Linked DNA regions of Homo sapiens: region 2 is linked to region 1. Evidence: read pairs that join two places in POLR2A ChIA-PET (ENCODE). Cell type or tissue: MCF 10A. All regions are shown on one strand. Links, peaks and the distances in the headings refer to the core of each region. The heading gives the core; the rest is flanking DNA. Region 1 holds the start of EPHA2 (EPH receptor A2). Region 2 has its middle 30 kb from the start of FAM131C.

Region 1 (12,145 bases), core at 1-8,000:
TGCCATTGGGCACCTCCCACTGATCCACCCCAGGTTCTCTGCCAGGCTCAGAGGCCATAGACAAAACCTAAGACCCTAGGTACTGTCCCCACTCTATTTCCAAGTAAAGTCCAGGTAGCTGCCAATAAGTGCTACCCTCCCTAGAGGGTAAGGAGATAGGAGAAACCGGGGCATAGAACCTATGCAAGATGGATTCAGAGGGTAAAGCCCTAAGGTGGGGGTAAAGAAACCAAGTCAATGCTTCCTTTGGGCCCTGGAGCATGAGGGATCTGCCTCAGAAGCCCCATTCCTCAAGGCCAGGACCGGAGAAGGACTCAAAGGGTGGACAGAGCTCCAGGCAGGCTGGGAGCAGGGATGGCCTGGTTTGTGGAGATGGGAGCTGGGCTCTGAGGGTGGTCTTGAAGACCGCCTCCTGAAGTGACATGGCCCTCCTACCTGGGCTGAAGGCCCCCAGGCTGGGGCGTGAAATGCTGCCACCCCCACTACTGACCGGGGCCAAACCTCTCTAGGAAGGGTCAGGCAGCCCAGACAGGCAAGAGGAAATCCAATGTGACACCGGCCCCATGACAGAGGCTGTGGGGATAGGGGAGGGTGGCTGGGGGCAGCGGGGTGGGCAGGGGCAGGGATTTGTTCAGACATGCCCAGGGCCGGGGCTTTGAAACTCACTAACCCCACTAGCAAATGGAATGTTCCAGCTACACAGGAAGGAATCTGGAGGCTCCTGATTTCAGCTGGGTGGGTAGAAGGACAAAGGTTCCTCACAGTCCTGCAGCCCCCCCTTAGATTGACAGGAGGCTGAGGTCTGTGCCCAAGTGAGAGGGCTCACCGCTACCAGGCTTCTGAAGGGTTAACCTGGCATGGAGGGCCCTCCCTTTCCAGCCTAGGCCTGGCTCTAGAAGTAGCACAGGGCTCAATCGGAGAAGAAAAGAAGCCCTCACACAGGAAGGAGCCCCCCCTGCAGGGGTTTCCAACCCCGGCCCCCTCCCAGGGAAATTCCCTCGAACCAACCACCAGGAACAGGAGGCGCCCAGCGCTGGGTCCCTCCGCCCTGACGCGGGCGCGGCTCTTTCCCCAGGTTCTTCCAGGGACAGAGGCTCCCGCTTCTCTGGAAAGGGTGGGAGCCTGGGAGCCCCTCGGCTGACCCAGACGGCTTCCTGGAGAGGCTTAGGCTAAGCAGGGCTTATCCATGAGCTCTCTATCCCCTTACCTTCCCATTTCTGGGGGGAAAAAAAAAAAGCAAAAAACACCTCCTTCTTTGCCATGAGTTCCACCGTAAGTGCCATCTTTGTGGGTCCACATTGCTCCACAGCTTCTTCCACAAATGCAGGACTGCCACCCACTCCCGGTCTCCGGTCCTTCTCCGCAGCCTCCGAGGCTGTGGTTCCCTCCCCGCTTCCCCCATTCCTCTCTAACCAAGACTAGCTAATCCCTAAAGGAAGCAGGGAGGTGGGGACTCTGGGGAAAACATGAAAGAAAAGGGAAAGGGGACAGAGGGCAGACTTGGCCCCGGTAGAACCAGAAACCAAGGACTTCCTGGCACTCTCCAGCCCTCTTCCCATCAGCAGCACCCCAGCTCAGCACCCCCTGCCACCCGCCCAGGCCCCTGCCCAGCTATGCCTGCTTCCCAGGAAAATCTACCATGACACCAACCACAAAGCAGGCAGGGCCTTGGCTCTGGCAGCCAAGAAGCGGGATGCTCAGGTCTGGTCCTCTGTCCAGAAGGCCCTGGTTGGCAAGGGCTCGGGCCTCCCTCAGTTTCCCCATTTGTAAAAATGAGGGCAGATTCAGTGGCTGTTGATGACCTAACAGGAGCCACGTGGGCAACCAAGTATAGCCTAGGGGTGAGGGGGCAAGAAAGAAGTCTGAAGCAGCCTGGGGGTAGGTGAAAAAGGCACCTGTGTCCTCCTGCCTGCCCCCTAAGCCACCCCCAGGCAGACCCACCACATACAGCCTGATTCCCAGGAACTGAAACCAGCAGCTGCCAGCTAGGCCATCATGCCCACCCCCACCTAGGCACACTTCTCTAGGGACTCTTTCACGGGGACTCAGAGTCGAAGCAAAAATGTACCCCCACCCCAGTGCAATACACAAGCCTTTCCCCCTGCATCCCATGGGGTGTGGGGGTGGGGTTTAATCACACAGGCTGGGGAGAGGTGGACACAGGGGACAAGGACAAGGCAGCTCCAGGCTTCCAGGCCAGCTTGGGGACTGCAGCAGCAAAGCACCCGCCTAATCCCCCACCCCCCCATGGGCAGCCGAGGAGAAAGGCCTATAGTGATTCCAGCTGTCTCTCCCCTTCTCTCCAACCACAGTCCCCCAGGAAGGGGGAGGACCAAACGTTGGTGGGGCGGATATTGAGGGTGGCAGAAATCCTTGCCATGAGCTCCTGCAACCAGAAGTCCCGGTTGAGACCCCAACCCGGGCCCTGTCACTCCAGAGACTGAGACAGGATGCCACCCCCAACACCTGCCACTGCCCAACGGCTCCAGATCCGGCCTCTTTTCCTCCCAACACAGAACAGCAAAACCTCCAAACCCAGTTTGGGAGGCAGAAAAAGAAGGAAACAGGCCGGGGGTGGTGGCTCATGCCTGTAATCGCAGCACTTTGGGAGGCCGCGGCGGGTGGATCACCTGAGGTCAGGAGTTCAGAATCAGCCTGGCCAACATGGTGAAACCTCGTCTCCACTAAAAGATGCAAAAATTAGACGCGCCTGGTGGCGGGCACCTGTAATCCCAGCTACTAGGGAGGCTTGAGACAGGAGAATAGCTTGAACCCGGGAGGCAGAGGTTGCAGTGAGCCGAGATTGCGCCATTGCACTCCAGTCTGGGCAACAAGTGCGAAACTCCGTCTCAAAAAAAAAAAAAAAAAAAAAAAAGAAGGAAACTTCTCACCGGCCCAAGTTTCCTCCCGGCTTCCCCCTTGTGGAGCCTGCGGAAACCTCGCTCTGCCCAGGCAGGAGGGGAAGCCTTGCCCTCACTGTTGGAAATTGAAGCTGGCCTGGGCTGGGTGGACAGGAAGGTCTTCGGCCAGGGCAGGAGCCCCCATCCTCGCCCTGACCCTAGCGGAGGGACAACACCCCCACCACGCACCCGCTGCGCCATGAGCAAAGTCTGCGGCCCCTCACTCGGCGCGGCTCCGGGAACACTGGGGCGGGGGTGGGTGATTCAGTCCCCCACCCCCGGGTGTCCTGACTCCCTGGTGGCCCTGGGCTGACAGCTCCACACCTTGGGAGGCCGCACCCCCACCTGCCGCATTTCCTCGTTCTGAGTCACCCTTGCTCAGAACGCTTGACTTTGGGACTTCCTGTCCGCACTCGCGGCCCCTAACCTGCCCCGGGAGCCCGGGAGTGCGGCTTGGGAAGGAGGGAAAGGAGTGTGTGAGCAGGGATTGGCCCGAACCTATCTCCACGCTCTCCCCCGGGACTGGAGGTGAAGGGGGGCGTGGAGAAAATCTCAGGGAACAGGGGCTTCGACAGGGGGCTCCCGCCCGCCCGAGCCCCCTCCCCAAAATGCGAGGCCTGCACAGTATGCCTTCTCCGCAAAACCTCGGCAAGCGGGTTAGTGAATTCAGGTCACTAAGAAGCTGAGCCCGCGGAAAGCTGCCCAAACACCCCCTTCTCTAGGGGACTCCCCACGCCCCCCGCCGGGACGCGTTCCCGAAGTCGCCGCCTGGACTGCAACCGCGTGGCCTGCGCCGCGTCCTCTTCTCCGCAGCCTCCGAGGCCCGTGCGACCAAGCTGAAACCGCTTATTCTCCGGAGCCCCTATGACCCCGGGTGGGGGCCAGGGCTCGCCTCGATCGCAGCCCGTGCGCCCTCCGGACTCCAGTTCGCCGGGACTGGGCGACACCAGGTAGGTTCCAAAGTTGCGCGCGTCAAGGAGCGCCGGGCTCTAGGGGGCACTGGGGCCCGGGGGCCAGGGGTCCAGACGCCGCGCGCACTCACCTTCCTTGCCCTGCGCCGCCGCGGCCGCGGCCAGCGCACAGCCCCACAGCAGGGCGAAGCAGGCGCGGGCTGCCTGGAGCTCCATGCCGCGCTTCTCGCTCTCGGTCCGATCCCCCCGAGCCCGGCTCCCGCACACCCGCACGCCTGCACGCCGGCCTCGGTGTCCGCTCCCGCCCGCCGGCCTGCGCGCAACTTCTGCCCCTCCTGCCCCGAGTCCTTAATGGAAGTTGGGTGAGAACCGACTCCTGTTCATTCATGCCCTGCGTGACGTCACCAACGCCCGCCCTCAGGAATGTCTTTAAAGGGGCCGGGCTGGCACCCGGAGGAGAGGGAGGGGAAGTCCGGAGGGGTTTGGAGGAGGACCTTGGGGCCCTCTGGACTCGCGGGCTCCCCGCAGGCCTTCCAAAGTTTGAGCGTCTCAAAGCGCCAGCGCCCCTACGGATTAGCCCCCAGGGATCTCTGAGCCTGGTATCCTCGGTGGAAACGTTTAATGGTTTTGCGCTGAGCCATACCCATTCTGCCCTTCACCTCTGAGACTGAGCTCAATGCGACTGAGCTCAACGCTGGCCTGAAGGTCTGAGCTGAAATGGATTGGGGGTCCAATAAGCAGTTGCCTCCTAAGCAGCAGGCCTGAGAGAGTGGCCCAGAAATAGACCTGGATGCCCTCCTTCCTAAAACCCTTGAAGAGTATATCAAGCTGCTGATGGTCAAAAAGAGTATCTCTGTTCAGAAGCCTATAAGCCTACTATGATCTGAGAATAGGTTCATTTCCTCTGGGAATGGATCAGACATGCACTATCTTATTTATTAATAATTCTCATCTGGGAGGCAGGGGTCATCATCCCCATGTTACAGAAGAGGAGACTGAGGCTCCAAGAGCAGAAACAACATGCCCAAAGGGTGCACAGCTCACGGGTAGTAGAAGCAGGATTTGAATCCTGGTGGTCTCTGCTTGAACCACTGCTTCTTTTTGGGGAAGGGGGCAAGGGGCACCCCTGGCCCCCGACCCTGGCATGGGTTGATAGGTTTTGACAGTTTGGAGGACACCTGCCTACCACCTGCCCCTTGATAAGGCCTCTTCACAAAACTTCCTCAGACATGAGCTCATCTCCCTTCCTGACAGAAGCGGCTAGTGTGAGTGAAACAAACGGGAAATTTGCTCTGGCCCGCCTGCCCAGCCACCCACGGCTGCCTGTTGGCCAATCACCATTTGACCAGTCCAGGAAGAGCAACTGTGGCAGGCCTGATTTCCTGGGAGGCCCCAGACTCCCTTTGCCTACCTCTTCCTCTCTGACCCCATCCTCGCTTTGATGCCCGGGACCTGCTACCCAGGTACGTGGGTCTTCTCTGCCGGATGTGGACATCTTGGCCTCTCGCCTTGGTGCCTACTCTTGGGAAGCGGGTCCAGACATCTCTCCTGCAGGAAGAGAGGAAGGGTTAATTACAGGCGTTGGGGATAATTAAAGCCTTTGACCAAGAGGATGGGAGGAGAGCCTTGGTCCTCTGAGAGCCTGTGAGTGTGCAAGTGCCTGTGAGAATAAGTGCATGTGTATGAGGGTGTGAGATTTTGTTGAATGTGCATTCGTGTGTATAGACATGAGAGTGTTGATGTATGTATGACTGTGTGTGAGTGTGTGTATGGACATAAGTGTTGTATGTGACTGGGCAGGGTGGCTCAGGCCTGTAATTCCAGCACTTTGGGAGGCCGAGGCAGGCAGATCATTTGAGGTCAGGAGCTCCAGACATGCCTGGCCAACATGGTGAAACCCCGTCTCTACTAAAAATACAAAAAAATTAGCTGGGCGTGGTGCCACTCACCTGTAATCCCATCTACTAAGGAGGCTAAGGCAGGAGAATCACTTGAACCCCAGAGGCAGAGATTGCAGTGAGCCGAGATTGCGCCACTCACTGCACTCCAGCCTGGGCCAGCAAGACTCTGTCTCAAAAAAAAAAAGAAAAAAGTGTTGGTATATGTGTGTATAAGTGTGTGTGCATGGGCATGAGAGGATTTGGGTATGAGTGTGTGTCTGTGTGTGTTTTTGTGGATTGTGTGGATGTGTCTAGATGTGTGTATGAGTGTGCATGTGGGTGTGAGAGATTTGTGTATGAGTGCATGTGAGTGTGGATTTGTGTATGCATGTATTTGTGAGTGTGCCATACTTCACAGTAGATGTGGAGTCAGCCCATGAGTTTCTGAACAAGTTATTTCACTTTTCTGAGCCTCAGTTTGCTCCTGGAAAGATGTAAAGCCTATTTAGGAGAGTTACTGTAAAGATCAAATAAAGTCATGCATGTAAACCACAGGGGCCAGGACTACAGAAAGCACGCATGAAATCTCAGCTGTTACTGGGTTACATGCGGTTCAGCAACAGGAAGCCACATCCGTGGAGAGCAGGGCATGTGTTGTGCCCAGGGCTCTGTGGACAGGCACATGGGGTGTGTGGATGAGTGTGAGCATGTGTGTAGTACGTGGTTTGGATAAGTGTTTTGCATGTTGTATTGGAGCCTCTGGGCTAGGGACACTGGCGTGTGTAAGACTCCATGTGAGTTGTGTGGAAGCCACTGCTTGTACATGTGTGTTACATGCCACTTGCAGGCTCCATCTGTCAGATGTGTCACTAGAGGACACACTGCAGGAGGACAGGGATGTTTGTAGAAAACAGACAGTGCCTGGGCCAGGCGCGGTGGCTCACGCCTGTAATCCCAGCACTTTGGGAGGCCGAGGCAGATAGATCACTTGAGGTCAGGAGTTTGAGACCAAGCTTGTCATCATGGTGAAACCCCGTCTCTACTAAAAATACAAAAATTAGCCGGGCGTGGTGGCGCATGCCCGTAATCCCAGCTGCTCGAGTTGGAGGCAGGAAAGTCGCTTGAACCCAGGAGGTGGAGGTTGCAGTGAGCCGAGACCGCGGCACTGCACTCCAGCCTGGGTGACAGAGCGAGAGCCAAAAACAAAAAAAGAAAACAGACAGTGCCTGATACATACTAGATATTCAGCAAGCCTCCGCTGAATGAATGAACTAATGAGTGAATGACAGTGTTGCGAGTTCTGTGTTGCGTGAAAGTCTCTGTGTGTAGTGTTGGTTGGTCCTTCTGGTGGCAAGTGTGGGTTTCCATGTGTGGCCTCAAAAGGTTGAATCCAAGCACACACACGGCAGGGGTGCAGGCAGGCCCTGATGGCTGTGGGGCGTGTGCCCAGCAGTATGTGCACAAGTTGGGGGCTGAGAGCATAGGGCAGGGTGTTGCTCATCTGCAGCATGTGACGTGAACAGAGGCCTATGGAAAGGAGTGGTATGTCAGGTGGTGGCAAGAGGGTGTTCCACCTGGCTTTTCCCTGGCTTTTAGTCACCCATTTAATGACACACCCTTCCCTCTTTTCCTGTCCGACTCAGAGTCTTTCCCGCTCTAGGTGACTGGGTGCTAAGGAGGAAAGTTCTTCAGTGAGTCTTATAAAGCGGCACCAAAACGCGGTATTTATAGTGACATAATCAGCCCTAATGGAGATGGAATTACCCCATAAAGGCCCCAAGGAGCCCTCAGGGCCTCAGCGCCACTGCAGCAGACAAGGCTCCTGTACAGGCAGGTGGAGCCCGAGTGAGTGTGTGTTTGTGTGTGACTGCCTCTCCTGCCAATCCCTGCCTCCGGCCCACCAGCCTGCTTAGGGGCCCACCTTTGCTAGGACTTAGCTGGGGCTGGGTACTGGGGGCAAGGAGATGACAAAGGTGAATGCTGAAGCCATGGCCTCACTTACCCCACCTTTGATCTGTGCCTGCCTTTGGCCAAGAGCATCAGAAAAAAAATAATGCGGCCTGGGCAATACAGTGAGACCCCATCTCTACAAAAGAAAAAAGAAAAAAAATTAGCTGGGCATGGTGGTGAGCACCCGTGGCCTCAGCTACTCGGGCGGCTGAGGAAGGAGGATTGCTTGAGCCTAGGAGGTCAAGGCTGCAATGAGCCGTGATTGCACCACTGCACTCCAGCCTAGGCAACCAAGTGAGACCCTGTTTCAAAACAAAATTTTTTTAAAAAAAGAAAAGCAAAGAAAAAAACTGTAGCCAATACTTATGAAGCACTACTATGTGCCGGGCCCAGTTCTAGGCACTTATCTGTACTGATCCACTTAGTTCTCATGACACCTTCAGGGAGGTGGCCACTGCTCCTGCCCACATTTTGCAGAAGAGCAAATTTGGAAGTAAAATTTGGAGCTGGCATTCTGGCCCAGACAGGCTAGATCCAGCGCGCACTCTCATGGGTACCTGCCTCAACCATTGCCTCTGAATTCCACTGAACCTGGAGAGCAGTGCCCCGTCCTGGAATGTGCCAACTCTCCGCAGCTGGGATCTTTAAGGTCAGTCTAATTACTACCTCTTGGGTGAAACCCCCAGGGATCAGGCCCCCCCTAGAGCCCCAGGGGCCTCCATGCTACATGCCTACCAGCACCCTGCTCTCAACCAACTGAACTCTTTTTTGTTTTTCAAAGCCTCTGAACTATCTTCTCAACTAGACTGTAAATCCCTCAGAGGCAGGGTATGAATCCAGCAACAGGTAGAACAGTTCCCCACACATTCTGCTCAATAGATGCTAATTTTTTTTTTTTTTTTTTTTTTGAGACAGAGTCTTGCTCTGTCCCCCAGGCTGGAGTGCAGTGGCGCAATCTCAGCTCACTGCAACCTCCACCTCCCGGGTTCAAGTGATTCTCCTGCCTCAGCCTCCTGAGTATCTGGGATTACAGGTGCACGCCACCACACCTGGCTAATTTTTGTATTTTTAGTAGAGACAGGGTTTCACCATGTTGGTCAGGCTGGTCTTGAACTCCTGACCTCATGATCCGCCCTCCTCGGCCTCCTAAAGTGCTGGGATTACAGGCGTAAGCCACTGTGCTTGGCCTTAGATGCTCACATTTGATGGTGACATTCTAAATTAGTTTCCTCCATTCATTTCCTTTTTTTTTAGACGGAGTCTTGCTCTGTCACCGAGGCTGGAATGCAGTGGCGCAACCTCGGCTCACTGCAACCTCCACCTCCCGGGTTCAAGGGATTCTCCTGCCTCAGCTTCCCTAGTTGCTGGGATTACAGGCACACACCACCATGCACAGTTCATTTTTGTATTTTTTAGTGGAGATGGGGTTTCACCACGTTGGCCAGGCTGGTCTTGAACCTCTGACCTCAAGTGATCCTCCCACCTCGGCCTCCCAAAGTGCTGGGATTACAGGCGTGAGCCAGCACGCCCAGCCCCCTCCATTCATTTCTTTTTTTTATTTTTTATTTATTTATTTTTTAGACAGAGTCTCCTTCTGTTGCCAGGCTGGAGTGCAGAGGTTCGATCTCGGCTCACTGCAACCTCCACCTCCTGGGTTCAAGTGATTCTCCTGCCTCAGCCTCCCGAGTAGCTGGGACTACAGGCACGCGGCACCACGCCCAGATTTTTGTATTTTTAGTAGAGACGGGGTTTCAGCATGTTAGCCAGGATGGTCTCCATCACCCTCCCAAAGTGCTGGGATTACAGGCGTGAGCCACCACACCCAGACCCCTCTGTTCATTTCAATCCACATTTCTTGAAGGCCTGCTCTATGCCAGGCCACTTCACCTCTGTAAACTCATTTAATCCTCTCTAGCCCTGGAAGGAAAAGCTAATATTGCCTCCATTTTTGCAGAAACAACGTGAGGCTCAGAGAGAAGAAATGACTAAAATTACACAGCTGGTACATGGCAGAGGTGGAACTAAAAAGTTAAGTGTGTCTACCCCAGAGCCGAGTAGACCTGCTCTTTTTTGAACACTTCCTGGACTTTCATGCCTTTGTCCCAGCTGTGCCCTCTCCCTGGATGCCCCTTCCATCTGGGCAGCTCCTACTAGACCTGCCTTGGCATACATAACACAGGAGAACGGATTGCCAAAGGGTAGGAGAGTGCCTGGTCTATAGTGTGCGCCCAACACAGATTTGGTGAATGAATGAACACTGGGTCCAGCAGACCTGGATTCTTCCATGTAACCCACTGTGTGGCCTTGGTGGAGCCATGCGGGTGCAATAATCCTGGTTTCCACCCTTCAGGGCTGCTGCTGGGACTCAGTGAGATCATCATGTATCTAATGCCCTTTGCTCAGTGCTGGGCACACAGTCAATGCGCATTGAATCTTAGCTATTGCTACCTTTACAATCAATCAAAAGTCACTTCTGAAGAATAGACAGGGCTCCCCCAGGCCAAATAAATAATTCCTCCCGGGACAAACCCCAGCTCTCACTCCCTCCTCTTTAGGCAGGGGGCTCCCTGAAGGACAGAGACCCGGTTTTATTCCATCTTGCCGTCCCCCATGGTGCCGGGCATACAGTGGTGCCCAGTAAACGTGTGTGTTGCACAAACATGCGGTAACTAGGGCCCCATCTTTTTCAAAAGAACACACTCCCCAGGTGCAGCCGCAAAGAGAGACTGTTCAGCTGTTCAGGTGAGGTTTTGGGGTGAAACTCGTCTGAATAATAGTTTTACTGAACACAGCCTCACCCCCAACAAGGAGGCAATTTGAGGTGGGGGTGGGGAGACTTAAATGTGGGCTCCCGGGTTTTAAAGGGGGTAGCGCGGGAGGAAGCCCCCCAATAATTGCGGGGCTTCCCCCACCCCCAGAGCTGGATTAGAGGCTGCGCCACTTCCTTTGGGGCTCGCTCGCGCTTCCTGGGAGCCTTTGATGTGGGTTCTTGGTAGATCCTGCCCGCGGGGCCTGGATGCGGGCGGAGCCTCCGGGCAGGGCGGGGCCTCAGCCTGGGTCCGCACTGGGGAGGCGGCCACCCGGTAGCTTGGGCGGGTTCCGCCCACCTCCCGCCTGTATTTACAGCCCCCTTCCAACATCCCCGACTCCCTGAGGGCGCCCCTCATTCTGCTCGGCCTTGCCTTCCCCATTCGGCCACATCCTCCTCTCTCCCAACTCAGCTTCGACCCCCAAAGCCTTTCCCTAACCATCGGAACCACAGGCTTTTCTCCGGCCTCTGAGTGCCAGTCTTCAACTAGGTGTCTTTTAAAAAATCAAAAAGCATCTCATCCTACGGGATGTGTGTGAAAAAATAAAAATAAAATAAAGAAAAAGGGGGCCGGGCGCGGGAGCTCACGCCTGTAATCCCAGCACTTTGGGAGGCCTAGGCGGGCGGATCACCTGCAGTCAGGAGTTCGAGACCAGCTTGACCAAACTAGAGAAACTCCGTCTCTACTGAAAATACGAAATTAGCCGCGCATGGTGGCGCATGTCTGTAATCCTAGCTACTCTGGAGGCTGAGGCAGGGGAATCTCTTGAACCTGGGAGGTGGAGGTTGCAGTGAGCCGAGATAGCGTCATTGCACTCTTGCCTGGGCAATAACAAGAGCGAAGCTCCATCTCCAAAAAAAAAAAAAGAAGAAAGAAAAAAAGAAAAAGATAGCCCATCGCTCCTCCATTGCAGACCCAAAGGCTGTCAGCTGAATGGAAGGTGCTTCCTCACGACCTTTGGGATAAGTAAATTTGAAGTAATAGAAATAGCCAGCTGGGCGCGGTGGCTCATGCCTGTAATCCCAGCACTTTGGGAGGCTGAGGGGGGCAGATCACCTGAAGTTAGGAGCTCGAGACCAGTCTGGCCAACATGGTGAAACCCCGTCTCTACTAAAAATAATTAGCCAGGCGAGGTGGCGTGCACCTGTAATCCCAGCTACTCAAGGAGGCTGAGGCAGGAGAATAGCTTGAACCCGGGAGGCAGAGTTTGCAGTGAGCTGAGATCGCGCCATTGCACTCCAGTGAGCCGAGATCGCACCATTGCACTCCAGCCTGGGCAACAAGAGCGAAACTCCATCTCAAAAAAAAAATTTTTTTTGAAAAATAGGCCAGGCCTGCCTCAGTGCTCTTACACGTACTGTCCCCTCTGCCTGGATCAGTTTGTGCCCCTGCCCCCAAATTTTCAGGGCTGGCTCCCTCGCCTCCTTCAGATCTCTGTTTGAAGTTCAGCTCATGTCTGCCACATGTCCTAACCACCGTATTTAAAATAGCAGCCTCAGGCCAGGTGCGGTGGCTCACGTCTGTAATCCCAGCACTTTGGGAGGCCAAAGCAGGCAGATCACCTGAGGTTGGGAGTTCGAGACCAGCCTGACCAACGTGGAGAAACCACATCTCTACTAAAAATACAAAATTAGCCGGGCGTGGTGGAGCATGCCTGTAATCCCAGCGACTCTGTCTCAAAATAAAATAAAATA
Region 2 (12,145 bases), core at 2,689-10,688, 52 kb before region 1:
GGAGCTTGAGGGAGGGAGGATCATCTGAGCTCAGGTGGCTACAGTGATTGTGCCACTGCACTCTAGCCTGGATGACAGAGTGAGACCCTGTCTTAAAAAAAAGAAAAGAAAAAAGAAAGAATCCGTTATCAAAAATCTAGGAGAGGAGAAGGTAAGAATCCAGAGAAGAAAGCCCAGTGCAGAAAGCCACATTTTCCCTGAGGGCATTTGCCAATCTGGAAGAAACAGCTTTGAAACTGAGCTGTAGCTTTGATGGCCTCACGGGGGCTGAGAGGGGCAGGATAAAAGGCAAGCCCAGCCTTCTGTCTGAGGTGAGGAGTCTGATACCCCACAATACCTTTGAGACATCCTCAGAACAAGGATGAACCAGATGAAAACCAAATCTTGAGTGATTCAAGAAATGCAAGCCTTGAGACCGGGCACAATGACTCACGCCTGTAATCCCAGCACTTTGGGAGGCCAAGGTGGGAGTATCACTTGAGCCCAGGAAGTCGAGACCAGCCTGGGCAACATGGTGAAACCCCATCTCTGCAAAAAATTAAAAAATTAGCCAGGCCTAGTGGCATGTGCCTGCAGTCCTAGCTATTTGGGAGGCTGAGGTGGGAGGATCACTTGAGCCGGGGAGGTCAAGGCTGCAGTGAATTATGATGGTGTCACTGCAGTGCACTTGAGCAAGACCCTGTCTCAAAAAAAAAAAAGAAAAAAGAAAAGAATTATTAGATGAAAGCCTTGAACTTGAATTAAAGTGGCCTTGGATTCGTGGTAGTGTCCCTAAGTGCTTGGTAGAAGCAAACAAAAAACTTGTCTGAAGGGACAATTTGGGTGTCATCATCCTAGGCCTCAAATTATTCTCACAAATAATTTTCAAATACAATGAGCAGGTCAGTCAGAAATAACCAAGCAGGCTGGGCATGGTGGCTCACACCTGTAATCCCAAAGCTTTGGGAGGCTGAGGCAGGCGGATCACCTAAGGTCAGGAGTTTGAGACCAGCCTGGCCAACATGGTGAAACCCCATCTCTACTGAAAATACAAAAATCAGCCAGCGCCTGTAGTCCCAGCTACTTGGGAGGCTAAGGCAGAGAATTGCTTGAACCAGGGAGGCAGAGGTTTCAGTGAGCTGAGATCACACTACTGCACTCCAGTCTGGGTGACAGAGTGAGACTCGGTCTCAAAAAAAAAAAAAAAATTCAATGGGGAGGTGGTTTTCAAGAAATTATATTGGGAAAACTGGATTTTTGGAAAACTGGATTTTTTTTTGAGACGGAGTCTCGCTCTTTCACCCAGGCTGGAGTGCAATGGCACGATCTCGGCTCACTGCAACCTCTGCCTCCCGGGTTCAAGCGACTCTCCTGCCTCAGCCTCCTGAGTAGCTGGGATTACAGGCACACACCACCACACCTGGCTAATTTTTTTGTATTTTTAGTAGAGACAGGGTTTCATCATGTTGGCCAGCCAGACTGTTCTCAAACTCCTGACCTCAGGTAATCAGCCTGCCTCGCCCTTCCAAAGAGCTGGGATTACAGGAATGAGCCACCGCGCCTGGCCAGACTGTCTTTAAAAAGAGGAGAGGAGAAGGGAGAGGAGGAGAGGGGAGGAGGGGAAGAGAAGCAAAGGGCAAAGTGTGGGGGATGGGGCACGGAGCTTCCATGCCCTCCCTGGGTGCGCCCCCCTCCAGTAACCTCCACCTGTTCATCTGTCTGGAAGCTCTCCAGGTCTGGTCCTTTGGGTTTTTGTGGAGGCTTCGTTACGTAGGTATGATTTATTAAAACATTTGCCATCGATGAGCAATTTAACCTTCAGTCCCTCTCTCCTTCCCAGAGGTTGGGAGATCGGGCTGAAAGAACTAACCCCTTAATCATGGCTTGGTCTTTCTGGTGACCAGCCTTAGCCTAAAGCTACTGAGGAGCAGCTAGCCATTAGTCCACTTATTAAAATACACAAAGATCTCACTTTGGGGATCCTAAGCGTTTTAGGAGATGTGTGGTAGGAAATGGAGTTGGAGACCAAATACATGACATATAAATAAAAGCAAAGAAAAAATACATGAATTGCACTTCATCAAAATACAAATACATGTTTCACAGTATCATAGACTTAATGTTTGTGTCCCCCCTGCCAAATTCATAGGGTGAAATCCTAACTCCCAATATGATTGTGTTAGGAGATGAGGCCTTTGGGAGATGATTAGGTCATGAGGATGGAGCCCTCAGGAATGGGATTAGTGCCCTTAGAAGAAGATACACAGGAGCTTGCTCTCTCTGTCTCTCTTCCCTTTTTCTTTTATTTTCTTATTTATTTATTTATTTTGAGACAGGGTCTTGCTCTGTCACTCAGACTGCAGCACTGTGGCACGATCACAGCTCACTGCAGCCTCAACCTCCAAGGCTCAAGAGATCCTCCTACCTTAGCCTCCAGAATAGCTGGGACTACAGGCACATGCTAATATGCCCAGCTAATTTTTTATTTTTTGTAGAGATGGAGTTTTACCATGTTGGCCAGACTGGTCTTTAACTCCTGGGCTCAAGTGATCCTCCCGCCTCAGCCTCCCAAAGTGCTAGGATTACAGGTGTGAGCCACTGTGTCCAGCCTGCTCTCTGCTCTTCCTGCTGTCTGTCCTATTCTCTGCTGTCTGTCTTGTGAAGATACAGCAGGAAGTCATCTATGAAGCAGGCAGAGAGCCCTCCCCAGAACCTGACCATGCTGCACCTTGATCTCAGACTTCGTGAGGAATAGATTTCTGTTTAAGCCACCCAGTCTATGGTATTTTTGTTATAGTAGCCTGAACTAAGACAATATCATTAGCAATTAGGGAAATATAAATCAAAACCACAGTGAGACACTCCTTCACACACACCAAGATGGCTACAACCAAAGACAGACAATAACAAGCACTGTTGAGGATGCAGAGAAATTGGAACCCTTACATTGCTGCTGGGAATATAAAATGGTGCAGTCACTTTGGAAAACAGTTTGGCAGTTCCTCAAAAACCTAAACAAGGCCGGGCACAGTGGCTCAAGCCTGTAATCCCAGCACTTTGGGAGGCCGAGGTGGGCGGATCACGAGGTCAGGAGATTGAGACAATCCTGGTTAACATGGTGAAACCCTGTCTCTACTAAAAATACAAAAATTTAGCCAGGCGTGGTGGTGGGCTCCTGTAGTCCCAGCTACTCGGGATGCTGAGGCAGGAGAATTGCGTGAACCCAGGAGGCAGAGCTTGCAGTGAGCTGAGATCGTGTCACTGCACTCCAGCCTGGGTGACAGAGCGAGACTCCCTCTCAAAAAAAAAAAAACCTGAACGAGGCCAGGCACAGTGACTCACACCTGTAATCCCAGCACTTTGGGAGGCCAAGAGGGGTGGATCACCTGAGGTCAGGAGTTTGAGACCAGCCTGGCCAACATGGTGAAACCCCAACTCTCCTAAAACTACAAAAATTAACTGAATGTGGTGGCGTGCACCTGTAGTCCCAGCTACTCAGGAAGCTGAAGTGGGAGAATCGCTTGAATCGGGGAGGCAGAGGTTGCAGTGAGCCAAGATCATGCCACTGCACTCCAGCCTAGGTGACAGAGCAAAACATCATCTCAAAAACAAACGAACAAAAAAACCACCTAAATCAGTAGTTACCATATGGTCTAACAATGCCACTCCTAGGAATACCCCAGAGAAGGAAAAACAGAGGTGATGTTAACAACAGCAGTGTTCATGATAACCAAAAAGTGGGAGCAACCCCAAAGCCCATACAATGGTGAATGCTAAATAAAATATGGTCGGCTGGGCACGGTGGCTCTTGCCTGTAATCCGAGCACTTTGGGAGGCTGAGGCGGGTGAATCACCTGAGGTCAGGGGTTCAAGACCAGCCTGGCCAACATGGCAAAACCTCATCTCTACTGAAAATACAAAAGTTAGCTGGGCATGGTGGTGCATGCTTGTAATCCCAGATACTTGGGAGGTCGAGGCAGGAGAATCACTTCAACCCAGGAGGCAGAGGTTGCAGTGAGCCAAAACCATGCCACTGCACTCCAGCCTGGGTGATAGAGTGAGACTCCATCTCAAAATAAAATAAAATAAAATAAAATAAAATAAAATAAAATAAAATAAAATAAAATAAAGTCTATCCTCTCAGAAAAAGGACAATTCAAAAGAAAATGTTCATAGTGGCCCACGGTGGCTGCAGTCAGGCACGTGGGTAATAAAACCTAGACCTATCATATAAAGCTGACCTCTTAACTGCACGACTGGAGTTTGTGAAATATTTCACTGAAAGGTGCTGGCTATAAACCTGTTTATCAGATGCAGAAAAAAGTCAAGATGGAATCAGTTGCCCTCCACCAGACCCTCCTCCAGACCCTAAGACGCCTAACATTTCTCTCTACCCGCTCGACGGCATGTTTATCTGCTCTTACACAATAGCGTCACGGAACTGAGACCAGAATTGCAGGAATGCAGCCGTTGCTTCCCACTGCTTCTCCCACTTTTTGTGCTACGCATATCCCTCTGTTAGAAAATTATATACTGTGCCTCACAGAACCTACTTCTGGACACATTCTTGGTCTATACTGTCTATACTGAGTACCTATTATTTCACATTTTGATCAACAATCCATGCAGTGAACATTATTCAGTCATAAAAAGAAAGAATAAAATTCTGATCCATGCTACATGTGTGAACCTTGAAAACATTAGGCTAAGTGAAAGAAGCCAATCACAAAGGCTTTATTTTGAGACAGGGTCTTTCTCTGTCACCCAGACTGCAGCACTGTGGCATGATCACAGCTCACTGCAGCCTCAACTTCCAAGGCTCAAGAGATCCTCCCACCTTAGCCTCCAGAATAGCTGGTCTACAGGCACATGCCAATATGCCCAGCTAATACTGTATATTCCAATTTCGGGTTTTGTTTTGTTTTGCTTTGTTTTTGAGATGGAATCTCACTCTGTCACCCAGGCTGTAGTGCAGTGGCATGATCTTGGCTCACTGCAGCCTCCACCTCCCAGGCTCAAGCGATTCTCCTGCCTCAGCGTCCCAATTAACTGGGACTACAGGCGTGAGCCAGCACCACGCCTGGCTAATGTTAGTATTTTTAGTAGAGACGGGGCTTCACCATGTTGCCCAGGCTGGTCTTGAACTCATGAGCTCAAGTGATCTGCTCACCTCAGCCTCCCAAGGTGCTGCGATTACAGGCGTGAGCTACTGCACACAGCCTGTATATTCCATTTATATGAAATGTCCAGAATAGGCAAATCCTAGAGGCAGAAAATGGATTAATGGTTGCCAGGGTGGGGGACAGAGAATGGGGAGTAGCTTACAGGCTTCATTTTGGGGTGATGAAAATGTTCTGAAATGAGACCATGGTGATGGCTGTGCAACCTCGTGACTATAATAAAAACCACTGTTGTGCCGAGACCAGCTCAGTCAGGGAGAGCCTAACCCAGTGGCACTAGAGGAATTAAAGATACACACACACAGAAATATAGAGGTGTGAAGCGGGAAATCAGGGGTCTCACAGCCTTCAGAGCTGAGAGCCCCGAACGGAGATTTACCTATGTATTTATTAACTGCAAGCTAGCCATTAGCATTGTTTCTATAGATATTAAATTAACTAAAAGTATCCCTTATGGGAAACGAAGGGATGGGCCAAATTAAAGGAATAGGTTGGGCTAGTTAACTGCAGCAGGAGCATGTCCTTAAGCCACGGATCGCTCATGCTATTGTTTGTGGCTTAAGAATGCCTTTAAGTGGTTTTCTGCCCTGGGCGGGCCAGGTGTTCCTTGCCCTCATTCCGGTAAACCCACAACCTTCCAGCATGGGCTTTATGGCCATCATGAACATGTCACAGTGCTGCAGAGATTTTGTTTATGGCCAGTTTTGGGGCCAGTTTATGGCCAGATTTTGGGGGGCCTGCTCCCAACATGTCCCCATTCTTTGATTTGCAAATCGATAAACGCAAAGGCAGCTTTGTCACGGTGAGCTACTTCTCACAGGAATCAGGATCCGCAACTGCAGACTATACAAAGACAAATGACACAGATTAAAAGCACAATCATCATTGAAATCACAGAACTTCCAAGTGTTTGTATCCATTTTCAACTCCTTTAAGCACTCCAGTTCCTGGAATTAAGGTCAGGTGTGCCTGGGATGCTTTAAATATTTGTTCTTTTAATTTTAAAACCTTATGTTAAGCTCCTAGAGTGGGCCATATCATTTGAGGTTGAGGTGCCACTCTACTGCCATGGTTCCAGATAATAGGAACTTTTGCCATACTTCTTATCATTTCTACCATCTGACCATTTTGTTCAGATCATCTGAACATAGTGTGGCCATGGCACGCAGACTGAGAGGTGCAATTCAAGCTAAACATCCCCTTAGGGGACCAATTAATAATGATTCTACAGGAATCGTTGTGCAGCACCTCTGCCTGTTCTGCAATGCAATCTTCCTAAACAAGTAGGTTCATTTTTTCTATGTTTACAAATAGGTCCAATCCTGTTTATAAATAGGTTTTTGAGGGCAGTATGCCTCAATTATAGGAGCAGATTTATTATGGTAAATACTGAGACCAGAAAGCATGTGTAACTGTGTCATAGAGTGATTGCATCCAGGCATTATTGCCAGCCAAGATTGATAAATATACCCAATAAGTATAATTGTTCCCTGTGTCAGCCCTTATTGAAGGAATACTCACGGCAGTGGTGATAACCGCTATCATAGCTACCATTAAATTACTCGTTGTGACTGGTTGTCCCGCTTTCCTCAGGTTTTCTTCTGCCATCTGTGACAGCTTCTTGATCTGTCCTCAGGTGGGTGGCTGTGTTTGACGAGTGTTGCTTGTGACAGTTGGGGTCCTCCTCAGCATCAGTCTTGACATGGCTGCAACCGGGGGGTCCTCGGGATCCTCCCGGAATCTCTTCCTTGGCATCTGGCTCATGATAAGGTTTCAGGTGTCTTGATGGTATCCAAATGGGCTGTTGATTTTGGCCTGAGAAACACAAGCATAACCTCTACCCCAAGTTATTATTTTACCTATTTCCCAACTTTTTCTTATTGGATCTCTCCACCAAATCAGTTGTTCTGCTTCTATCTTTGCAGCTGGTTTCTGTAGATGCTGTTCAGCTACTGATAACATTTGGCCTTTGGGCAGGCTCAAAAAATTTAAAGTTAATAATGCTAGGTTCAATTGCATTTGTGGGGTTCCATACTCTCTGTCTCCCCTTCTGCTTTTGCAACTGCTGTTTTAGGGAGAGATTCATTCTTTCCACTATGGCTTGTCCTTGAGAATTGTATGGGATACCAGTAATGTGTTTAATATTCCACATAGAGAAAAATGTAGCTAGAGCTTGGCTAGTATAGCCTGGGGCATTATCTATTTTAATAGAAGCTGGAATGCCCATCACTGCAAAACACTGCAAAAGGTGACGTTTAACACAGGCAGAAGACTCTCCTGATTGGCATGCAGCCCAGACAAAATGAGAAAAGGTGTCCACACATACACGTACATAAGCTAGTCTCCCAAACGAGGGAACATGTGTGACACCCACTTGCCAAAGGGAGTTAGGTTCCAATCCTCAAGGATTAACTCTTCCTTTACTGTAAAAGATGAGGAATGTACCACTTGGCAAGTTGGGCATTGCTGGATAATAGCTTTAGCTTCTTTCCAGGTAATGCTGTATCTGCATTTAAGACCAGAGGCATTAACATGGGTTAAATTGTGAAAGTGTCTAGCATTAGATATTGCATTAGCGACTAGGCAATCAGCCATTTAACTTCCTTCAGTCAAAGGTCCTGGAAGAGGTGTATGAGCCCTAATGTGAGTGATGTAAAAAGGGTGCATTCTACTTCTAACTGCTGTTTTGCAATTGGGTAAATAAAGTCATCAGTTGTTTATTTGTATGAAATCGTAACTGAGGATTTTCAATTAACTGTGTGGAGTGAACCACGTATGAAGAATCAGAAATCACATTAATAGGCATATCAAAAGCAGTCAATACCTCAATTACAGCTACAAGCTCCACTTTTTGAGCTGAAGTATAGGGCATCTGCAAAACTTTATCTTTTGATCTAGAATAAGAAGCTTTACCATTACTGGACCCATCTGTAAAAACAATGGAAACACTTAGCAGGCCTGCAGGTTGTTTACTGCAGGAACTGTAAATGCAAACTGTTCACAGTCTTGCTCAGCTAAAGGGATAGTAAAGAAACAGTCTTTTAGATCTATGACTATTAAAGTCCAATTTTTTGGAATTATAATGGGATAAGGCAATCCTGGCTGTAATGCTCCCATAGGTTGTATAACTGAATTGATAGCTCTTAAGTCGTTAACATTCTCCATTTACCTGATTTTTTCTTAATTACGAAAACCGGAGAATTCCAAGGGGAAAATGTTGGAGCTATGTGCCCATTTTCTAATTGTTCAGTAACTAATTTCTCTAAAGCCTCCAGTTTTTCTTTACTTAGCGGCCATTGTTCTATACAAATTGGCTTATCTGTTAACCTTTTTAAAGGTATAGGTTCTGGAGACTTAACAATGGCCTCCATTAAAAATGACATCCTAATCTTTGGTGGGAACTTTGTCTTTCTGTTTGAAGTGGTTCTTGCAAACCTTGCAAATTTTTTTCTAGTCCCATACCAGGGACATACCCCATTTCATGCATCATATGTTGACTTTGAGGGCTATATAATTGTTCTGGAATTAGAACTTGTGCTCCCCATTATTGTAATAAATCTCTTCCCCATAAATTTATAGGTACGGAAGTTATAATTGGTTGAATAGTCCCAGGTTGTCCATCGGGCCCTTCACAATGCAAAATATAACTACTTTGATATACTTCAGGGGCTTTACCAACTCCAACTATGTTAAGTTGAGCGGGTTGAATTGGCCATGTGGATGGCCAGTGCTGTAGAGAAATGATTGAACTGTCCACTCCTGTATCTACCAAACCTTTAAATTTCTTTCCCTGAATAGTTATTTCATAGGTAGGATGTTTATCAGTAATTTGATTCACCGAGTAAGCTGCTTTGCCTTGTTTATTTCTGCTTCCAAATCCTCCTATTTGTTTAATTTCACTTTTTCCCATTCCCACATACGACACAATCAGGAGCTGTGCTATATGCTCTCCTGGCTCTGCTTTCCAGGGAACAGAAGTAGATATAACAATTTGAATTTCCCCAGTGTAATCTGAATCAATGACTCCTGTATGTATCTGTACCCCTTTTAAACCTAAACTAGACCTTCCTAAAAGTAATCCTATTGTCCCCACTGGCAAGGGTCCACGGACTCCTGTTGGGACCTTTTGCGAGGGTTCCCCAGGTAGAAGGCTCACAGCTTTTGTGCAGCATAAATCTACTGCAGCACTACCAGCTGTGGCAGGGGACAGACAGTGTACAGGGATGAGGGAGTGGCCTGAGCTGGAAATGCCCCAGTTTAGAATGGGGCCCGGGACAGGCCCCTCATGGCGTTTTCCGAAATCAGGTTCCTTTCTTTATCAAACTTAGAGTGACACTGATTAACCCAATGTTTTCCTTTTTTACATTTTGGGCATATTTCAGGATCAGCAGTTTTCTTTTTTCCCCTATCTCGCAGCCTGACTCGCTGATTTTTTCTACATTCTTTTTTAGTATGACCATGCTTCCCACAGTTAAAACAAGCTCCAGGAAATGGAGTATTTCCTTTATCCACTCTCAGTCCTGCCATTGCCTGTGCCAACAAAGTAGCTTTATGCAGATTACCTCCAATACCATCACAGGCCTTGATACAATCAACTAAATGTCCTTTCCCTCTGATAGGTTGCAGAGCAGCCTGGCAATTGGGATAGCATTGTCAAAAGCTAATAACTGCAGCACTGTATCCTGAGCAGCCGAATATGCAATCATCGTTTTAAGAGACTCCTGTAACCGAGCTATAAAATCAACGTATGGTTCTCTTGGTCCCTGTTTCATAGCACTAAAAGAAGGGTATTGTTCCCGACCTGAAGTGATTTTTTTCCCAAGCTCTAATGCACACTCCTCCAAGCTGTTCTATGGCATCATCCTGCATGACAAGTTGTACATCTAAACCAGCCCAGCCGCCAACCCCCAAAAGTTGGTCTGCAGTTATATTAATTTGAGGTTGGACCTGGGCATTGCAAGCAGCCTGAATGGAAGCTTCATCTGCCCACCAAGTTTTAAATTGTAAGAACTGAGCAGGAGTTAGACAAGCTCGAGTAAGAGTGTCCCAGTCAGTAGGAATCATCCGACTGGAAACAGCAACATTCTTTAACAGCCCCATTACAAAAGGAGAACCTGGTCCATACTGATTTACAGCTTGTTTAAGTTTTTTGAGTAATTTAAAAGGAAAAGGCTCAAATGTAGCTATAATATTTCCCTGTTGATCTGGGGGGTGTATTCTAACAGAGAACTGCCAAGCCTCTAAATCACCCTCTCGTCTAACTTGCTGAATTCCTGCCTGAATAGAACTAAGAGCAGTCACTTGAGGTGCTGCTCAAACAGTCACTGGGGCAACTACTTTTTGCCCAGTGTCCTCTGGAAAAGAAAGATCAGGAGGGTCTTTTTCTTCCAAATAATAAGGAGGGGGTGCAGAAGGGTAAGGATGAACCTCTCCTTCCTTTGCCGTTTAGCTTTAGCTGGTAAATAAACATGCTCTGTAACCTCTTCTGTTACTTCGCCATACTCTCCTTCCTCCTCATCATCAGTGTGAAAAAGTTCCAAGGTGGAACGAACCACACCCCACACTTGTACCACTGTTACCCTGATGCTTCCGAGCTCCCCTTCTTACTCACCACGGGGATTGCTTTAAGAGTACTCGGGTGTCCTCCAGTTAGTTTTCCATTTCAACCATCGCTCTGGTGACCCTTCGACCTGGATTCGAGCCCCATGTTGGGCACCACTTGCTGAGACCAGCTCGGTCCGGGAGAGCCTAACCCAGTGGCGCTAGAGGAATTAAAGACACACACACAGAAATATAGAGGTGTGAAGCGGGAAATCAGGGGTCTCACAGCCTTCAGAGCTGAAAGCCCCGAACAGAGATTTACCCATGTATTTATTAACTACAAGCCAGCCATTAGCATTGTTTCTATAGATACTAAATTAACTAAAAATATCCCTTATGGGAAAAGAAGGGATGGGCCAAATTAAAGGGATATATTGGGCTAGTTAACTGCAGCAGGAGCATGTCCTTAAGCCACAGATCGCTCATGCTATTGTTTGTGGCTTAAGAATGCCTTTAAGCGGTTTTCTGCCCTGGGCGGGCCAAGTGTTCCTTGCCCTCATTCCAGTAAACACACAACCTTCCAGCATGGGCTTTATGGCCATCATGAACATGTCACAGTGCTGCAGAGATTTTGTTTATGGCCAGTTTTGGGGCCAGTTTATGGCCAGATTTTGGGGGGCCTGCTCCCAACACTGTTGTGTATATTTTAAAAGGATGAATATTATGGAATGTGAATTATATCTCAATTTTATAAAAATCCTCAGAGATGATGCTAGCTAATAGGAATAATGGCTCACAGGCCGGGTGCAGTGGCTCACGCCTGTAATCCCAGCACTTTGGGAGGTCAAGGCAGGCAGATCACTTGAGGCCAGGAGTTTGAGACCAGCCTGGCCAATATGGTGGCCCCCAGTAAAGAACAGCAACCAAAATGGGGGAGGGGTCACAGTAGGGACATCAGGAAGTGCTCACCAGGAAGCTGTGGGTGCAAACTGGGCAGCCCTTTCTTTCTGAGATGGGGAGGAGCTTGGAAGTTGGCCCAGAGCTGTTTGCTGACCCCGTTCCCAGCCAGAAGGCCCCTGCCAGCCCAGAGCCCACAGACTATCCCCTTTCATCCCCTTCTGCCCCTCTGCCTGGCATTGGTATCTCCGTGACTCTCCCACCAGCTGCACGGTCCTGTCCCAGTCTCCCCAAAACTTTTTTTTTTTTTTTAGAGACAAGGTCTTGCTCTGTTGCCCAGGCTGGAGTGCAGTGGCATGGTCATAGCTCACTGCAGGCTTGAACTCCTGGCCTCAAGGGACAGCAAGACAAGGACAGGAAAAGAAGTTTTGGGGAGGCTACACATGGAGCCTCATACTTGTAATCCCAGTGCTTTGGGAGGCTGAGATGGGAGGATTGCTTGAGTCCAGGAGTTTGAGGCTAGCCTTGGGGAGAGTGGGGCCCTCCTT

Evidence for each region. Peaks named below come from ENCODE experiments on the same cell type or tissue, not always from the same donor. Only the 100,000 strongest peaks of a DNase experiment are listed, where the experiment ranks them.
Region 2: POLR2A ChIA-PET joins it to region 1 with 10 read pairs; 8 of 35 experiments call an interaction of 5 or more read pairs at or near these places.

What each region holds. Positions count from the first base shown.
Region 1 is chr1:16,151,906-16,164,050 of GRCh38, forward strand. EPHA2 (EPH receptor A2) reads right to left here and starts at 4,164. Exons shown (of 17, transcript NM_004431.5): 1 at 3,943-4,164. The coding sequence starts at 4,027. EPHA2-AS1 (EPHA2 antisense RNA 1) reads left to right here and starts at 3,310. Exons shown (of 3, transcript NR_187275.1): 1 at 3,310-3,850; 2 at 5,066-5,274. RefSeq lists enhancers at 10,140-10,668, 10,521-10,590, 10,529-10,823, 10,669-11,196, 11,197-11,724 and 1 more. In MCF 10A, for the core only: a CTCF peak has its summit at 2,920 (motif pointing left); DNase peaks (open chromatin) are centred at 2,946, 3,256, 4,206, 5,116 and 1 weaker place.
Region 2 is chr1:16,097,421-16,109,565 of GRCh38, forward strand. No RefSeq gene overlaps it. Among named protein-coding and RNA genes, the nearest start is that of FAM131C, 30 kb to the left of the region's middle. In MCF 10A, for the core only: no CTCF peak of the experiment used is centred there; a DNase peak (open chromatin) is centred at 7,481.